Regions from separate parts of the Homo sapiens genome. Here region 2 is linked to region 1. A link is an interaction called in ENCODE POLR2A ChIA-PET data of the cell type or tissue named here. Cell type or tissue: Panc1. All regions are shown on one strand. Links, peaks and the distances in the headings refer to the core of each region. The heading gives the core; the rest is flanking DNA. Region 1 has its middle 1.5 kb from the start of SHISAL2B. Region 2 overlaps CWC27 (CWC27 spliceosome associated cyclophilin).

Evidence for each region. Peaks named below come from ENCODE experiments on the same cell type or tissue, not always from the same donor. Only the 100,000 strongest peaks of a DNase experiment are listed, where the experiment ranks them.
Region 2: POLR2A ChIA-PET joins it to region 1 with 5 read pairs; 2 of 35 experiments call an interaction of 5 or more read pairs at or near these places.

What each region holds. Positions count from the first base shown.
Region 1 is chr5:64,687,576-64,690,501 of GRCh38, forward strand. No RefSeq gene overlaps it. Among named protein-coding and RNA genes, the nearest start is that of SHISAL2B, 1.5 kb to the right of the region's middle. RefSeq lists enhancers at 1,339-1,840, 1,347-1,641, 2,899-2,926 and a silencer at 1,347-1,641. In Panc1, for the core only: no CTCF peak of the experiment used is centred there; no DNase peak of the experiment used is centred there; H3K4me3 peaks cover 424 bases; H3K27me3 peaks cover 1,532 bases.
Region 2 is chr5:64,787,692-64,790,617 of GRCh38, forward strand. It overlaps CWC27 (CWC27 spliceosome associated cyclophilin), which reads left to right. Exons shown (of 14, transcript NM_005869.4): 7 at 1,260-1,329. Among named protein-coding and RNA genes, the nearest start is that of CWC27, 20 kb to the left of the region's middle. In Panc1, for the core only: no CTCF peak of the experiment used is centred there; no DNase peak of the experiment used is centred there.

The DNA of each region.
Region 1 (2,926 bases), core at 427-2,926:
AAAGTTGGAAAGGTAGAGTGGCACTGGTTATAGAAACTTTGGAAATAAAGATACATTGAAAGCTTTTAAGCAAAGCACTCATCTGGCCTCTTCATTATTTCTATAGCCAAAGTCAGCTTTGTTTGAACCCTTATCTTTCTTTTACCCAGTAGCCAATATTTCTTGTCCCTAGTCTCTCTCTGCTTGTTCTGTCACGCCAATTCTCGGTAAACCCTACTGGGCTGGAAATTTGAAGTAAGGGGCAGCACTTACCTATAAGACACCACTTACCATTGTCCTGTGAGGAGTCATACCCGCAGTTCTCAGCCCTATCAGACTCAGTGTCCCCATTTTATAAGAAATCTTCCTATAACTTTCCCTTTGCTATCTTGAAATAGGATGTGTCTACATACCTAATTGTTATAGGCTGAACTGTGTCCTTCTAGGAATTCATATATTGAAGTCCTAACCACTAATACCTCAGAATGTGACCATATTTGGAGACAGAGCCTTTAAAGAGGTAACTAAAATAAAATTAGGTCACTAGAGTGGGCCCTAATCCAGTTCTAGGGTGTCCTTAGAAGAAGAGGAAATTTAGACAGAGACAAGTACGGTGAGAAGGTGACGTGGAGGCATAGTGAGAAGACAGCAATCGAGGCCTGTTAAGGAGACAATCCCAGGACAGATCCTTCTCCTTATGACTCTCAGAAGAAACCAATCCTGCTGACATCTTGATCTCAGACTTCCAGACTCCAGAACTGTGAGATAATACATTTCTGTTGTTAAGCCACCTGGTCTGCGGTACTTTATTATGGTGGACCTTGCAAACAAATACACTAATTATATATAATGCTTTTATTATAATATAAAGAATACATAAAAGGAGTGTAATTTACCATAAAATATATACAGTATTTCCATATGTAAATGCTCAAGCACAACTGTACCAAAAGACATAATGCTTACATCAATACTCTGCATGCAATAGCTATAAATCACTGTGGTGTGACGGTACAAATGCAGGCTGCCACAGTGTGCGGTGTTGGCAACACAAATACAAACCCTTAAGCAACATAACCATTGGCACATAATTTTTTGTGAAAAAGTCTTGGTAGAGTTCCAAACAAAACAAATAACAATCTTCCCTCATTTTACGTGGTAGCTGTATTCCTGGAAAATTCAACAAAAACACTGTATTTATTTGGAACACAAGGATAGGTTCTAAGTACAGACAATTGTAAGTAGGTTTTTCATCTACATGAATGTCCTGTAGAACATTTGAAAGTCACATACAGTTCTTCATTTTCCTGTACATGTTGCAGGGGGTCAGGATGTCTAGCATCCCTGACCCACATCCCTCAATGCCAGGACAGTGTCATCATGACAACCAAAAATGTCTCCTTATTTCCAGAATATTCTCTAAAGGGGAGTATCACCTTTGTGACACAAGAAGAAGAGAAAATAAAAGATGTAATCGATGGCTATCTTTTGGTGCGGGATCAGCCCCACCCTACTCCCTATCAGAACTCCTCCTGCCTGGAGGAAGATAACTGGGGACTAAGTCACAGGGGACTACACAGCAGGCAAGGTCAAGCAATTTCCTAACTGGTTAAAGCCGCAGTCTTAACACTGCCCTTAAGCTTCATATGGTAAAAGGCTCCTTTGTTGGTTTGAACTTCAGAGGCCTCAAGATACTCCAAGCTTGGTGAAATTTGGCCTCTGTGGTCATGCCTGTCTCTGGATTTTTCTGTGTTTTATGTGTTCCCACCAGTCACAATGGTAAGCCCTATAATTCACAAGTTTTGGGTAGAATAATTCGAAGGGTATTGCCTCAGTAGTGGGGAAAAATTCAGTCCTAAAGGCTAATCTAGTCCAGCCTAACAAATATTAAAAACAAACCCGAAAGACTCAAACTGTTTCCTGCATCCCAGTACAAAGCTCAAGAGTATTTATAGGAATGCAAAAACATCCAGTACCCAACAAGGTAAAATTCGACGTCTGGGATCCAATCAAGCCCCTGGCCAAGGGAAGGAAGCAGAAATGAAGAGGGAGAAACAATGCTCTATCTTGTACATTTTATGAATGTTATAATCGCCTCCTCTCCCATCGTAAGACTATTATTACCTTTTTGTTTATACACCCAAGCATTGTTTGGCTTATCACAATAAGCATGCATTATCATCGTTATTTTAAAAAGGCTTTGTGAACAAACCAATCAAGAAAATGGGAATATCAAACAAAAAGGAGACAAAAGAAGTTCCTACAGCACATCAAAACTGACTGAAGGTCTCTTTCTCCCTATTTCCTTTGCCTTTTTTTTTTCCTCTGGCTGCCTCCCTCTCTAGAAAGTTCTCACTTTCTTTACCTTCATGTCTTGCGTTTCTTAAACTTTCTGGATTTTTCAGCTGAACACCGAATGCAACTGCACCATGGCCAGTTGTTACAGGAGACTTTGTTTCTTGTTTTTTATTTTTAAATGGGCAGATCTTAATGTTTCACATTTACTTCTCAAAGAAAGAGAACACCAACTCCGCCTCTCTGGTGTTCAGCTGCCTTTTATCTGGTCCTCTCCTCCACTCCTTGAGTCAATGGCCGGGCAGTTAAGTCTCCACCAGACCCAGTCTGTTTGCCCAGAATCCACCTGCCCTGTCCCTAGACAGGAAAACTGCAACTTAGGCAGCATCTGCCTGCACTGAAAACATGTCCCACCTCTTCTTTTTTCCCTCTGGAGAAAGCTCTTTCTGGCATCGAGTGGGGACAGCTAAGGTCTCCAGGCTGCTGATGAAGTGAGGGAAAGTGGAGGAGAGTCGGCGCCGAGATGGGCGGATAAAAGGAGCGACCGCTCAGCAGCGAGAGGGAGAGGCGAGAGTAAGGCGCCCAGACACCATGTGGACAAGGGGAGGAGAGAAATCAGAGGTGGCGCGCGAAGGCTGAGCGCCCAGGCAGC
Region 2 (2,926 bases), core at 310-2,809, 100 kb after region 1:
TACTGTCTGTATATACTGCAGAGTTAGATTTCAACGTACTCTTTTACTGAATCGTAGGATCCTTATTAGAGATTTTATTGTAAGTATAATTGTTAGATTTGATCAATTCTAGATATAATCCTGCCAAACCTAGTTAATAAAAGGCAAAGTTGATTAAACTTTCTAAGCTTCAGTTACCTCTTCCTATAAAATGGAGATTAGAATAAGTTCAACTCCTGGTTGTTATGAGGATTAAATGAGAAGAGGTATGTTAAAACACCCAGTAGTATAGGCATTCAATACCTATTAGTCTTTTTCCTTGATATCCTACAAATACAAAGTTAAATTGTTTTATAAAGTGTCAGATATGAGCCAGACACTTTAATAAGCAGTTAATTCCTTGTGGCAAAATAACTGCTTATTGGAATTATTTATTTGATTTTTAAAAATTCTTTGATCAGCTTATTTTGATTAATCTATCTCTGGATGAAAGGTCACTGTCACTGTATTCATATGCAGTGCGTCATCACTATGATTTATCTTAACAATAAACTCTAAAGTCTTTTTTTGGTGTGTTTTGCTTTGTTTTTGTTTCCAGCAAATATATTGGGGATGATATGTTGGTCGTTGCTTGCTTCTAGGCTTTGGGAAAAAAAAAAATCTGTTTCACTGCCACATCTTTAATTTTTCTATTTGAGAGACAGTTTTAGTAACTTGTTTATCTTACTTGAGATTACTTTTGTTTGATGAATCAGAGGAGACAAACCTAGTTTTTTCTCCTTGTGGGCTATTTTAGTTGTTCATTGCTCATATTTTTTTGTCTGACAATTTTGTATACATATTAATTTTAAAATATTAAAAAATATTTTGCCAAATACTAGATTAATTGCTTCCCATTTGTAGCACTCAGGGATATATACTTATTATTTTTCAGAAACCCCCATTTTGCTACCAGTTTTGATAAATATAAAAAAGCTTAATTATTTCTGTCATGCTTTACTCAGTAAATTTAATGGTAATGCTCAGAAGGGATTTTTGGTCATTAAAAGTTAGTATAATATAGGAAACATTGGTGCTGTGAGGCAAAAGCTTTAACATCATACTGAAAATACAGATCGTTAGAATACTTCTGCTGAATACTGAGTAATATGGTCTTTTTTAGAACAGTCAGAATGTATTTCTTCTTGTAAATTCTGTTCTCTTGCTCTGAAAATAAGGTATTTATAAGTTTGATTTGACTTTCTCTTTCTTTTTTTTTTTCTTTCTTTTTTTTGGACTAGAAATTTTAGTTTACTTTCATTTGGAGAGGAAGCTGAGGAAGAAGAGGAGGAAGTAAATCGAGTTAGTCAGGTAATCTCTAATTTGCCCTTTGTTCTAACTTACAAAAGAGATTGGGGTCTATATCTTACTCACTATTGTATCTCCTGCTATATCTGGCACAGCATGTTTTACATGGGGCAGGCTCAGTAAGTGTTCATTGAATTTGTAAATTGATTTGTGGTCAGTAATATTTGCAACTTTTGAGATTATCCTATTTATTTTTAATGTTGGCATTTTAAAAAAATCAGTTTGAACTAGACTTGCAGTTTTTTGAATGGTTGGACTTTATGATTCAGATCCTAACTGCTATTTTTTCAGGTAGTATGTTAGATGATAATGATTATTATCATTACTGATATAAACAGTCACAGACCAAAACTCTTATATTCATTTTAATGTTATTTATATATATTTTGTTTATTTCATTAATTCTCATTACAGCCCTTTGAGATGGGTGATATTATTATCATCCTCATTTTACTCATGAATACATTCAGCTATAGTTTATAATTTGCTCAAAGTAACATAACCAATAAGTAGCTACAGATGGGAACTGAACGCAGGTCTTTGTAACTATTAAATCCATGTCCTTGAATTATGCAGTGCCTCCTGGCCTTTTTATTCTGCTAGTCCTTCCTGTAGGCCTTTACATGTGGTTTTCTTCAATATTGCTTGCATCATAATACGCATTACTGAAACACGGTGTCATGCCATTGTTTAGAGCAGTAATTCTGGTGTGTATACTACAAGAAAACTGTCTTCAAGGGTTTCTACTCCTAAAGGTTCTGATATGCCTTTCTTTTTTGAAAATTAGTGAATACTGAGAACTAAAGGATTAGGTTTATAGTCTTTATTGTTGTAATTAAAACTTTATAACCTATAAGCCTTACTTGCTTAACATAATTATCTATTTCTTACCAACTCTAACAATAACATTGAATTAAAAGCATATTATTATTATTCTTGTTTTTACTTCTTTAGCCATATGTTCCCTTATTAGTGAGCACGGTTTTGCAGGCTAATGTTGGACGCCTAGTAAGCACTCTACTTAATACCCCTTGCATTAAAATGTAATTAAAATGGTGTGTATATGAAATATTTTGGTCATAACTTTTTGTTGCTTTTTATTGTATCCTTGAGTGATGTATTTGATGCCATGGATTCAATTTCCATTTACCTGTACACCAACATTCTAAACTCTAGGAGATAAGGCCAAATATTTCTCCTGGGCTCTTATCCCTTGTTCAGAGTTGCTTTAGGAAAGGTCTCTAGATGTCAAAACTAAATTCATTTTTTTACAAAAACTTCATTTCCCAATTCCTTAACGTCACCAATCACTCTGTCACCTCAATATCTGAAGAGTCATCTTCTTTAGATGTCAGTGCACTAGTCTTGCATTGTTTATGATTCAAATTTATGCCTCATCAAAATGATTTACTATGTGTCATGATTCTGTGGTTATGTTTGTGAATGGACAAAACCATGAATGTTAGATCTAGAAATTGCCAGGGTTCCTTTTCATTGATGTTTTCTAAAGATGTCAAGTTTCCTTGCATACCCATACTTTCCTCACAGTTCCCCCACCCCTGTTTTTCCTTTTGCCAGGAGTATGCTCTCTCCTTAAAGT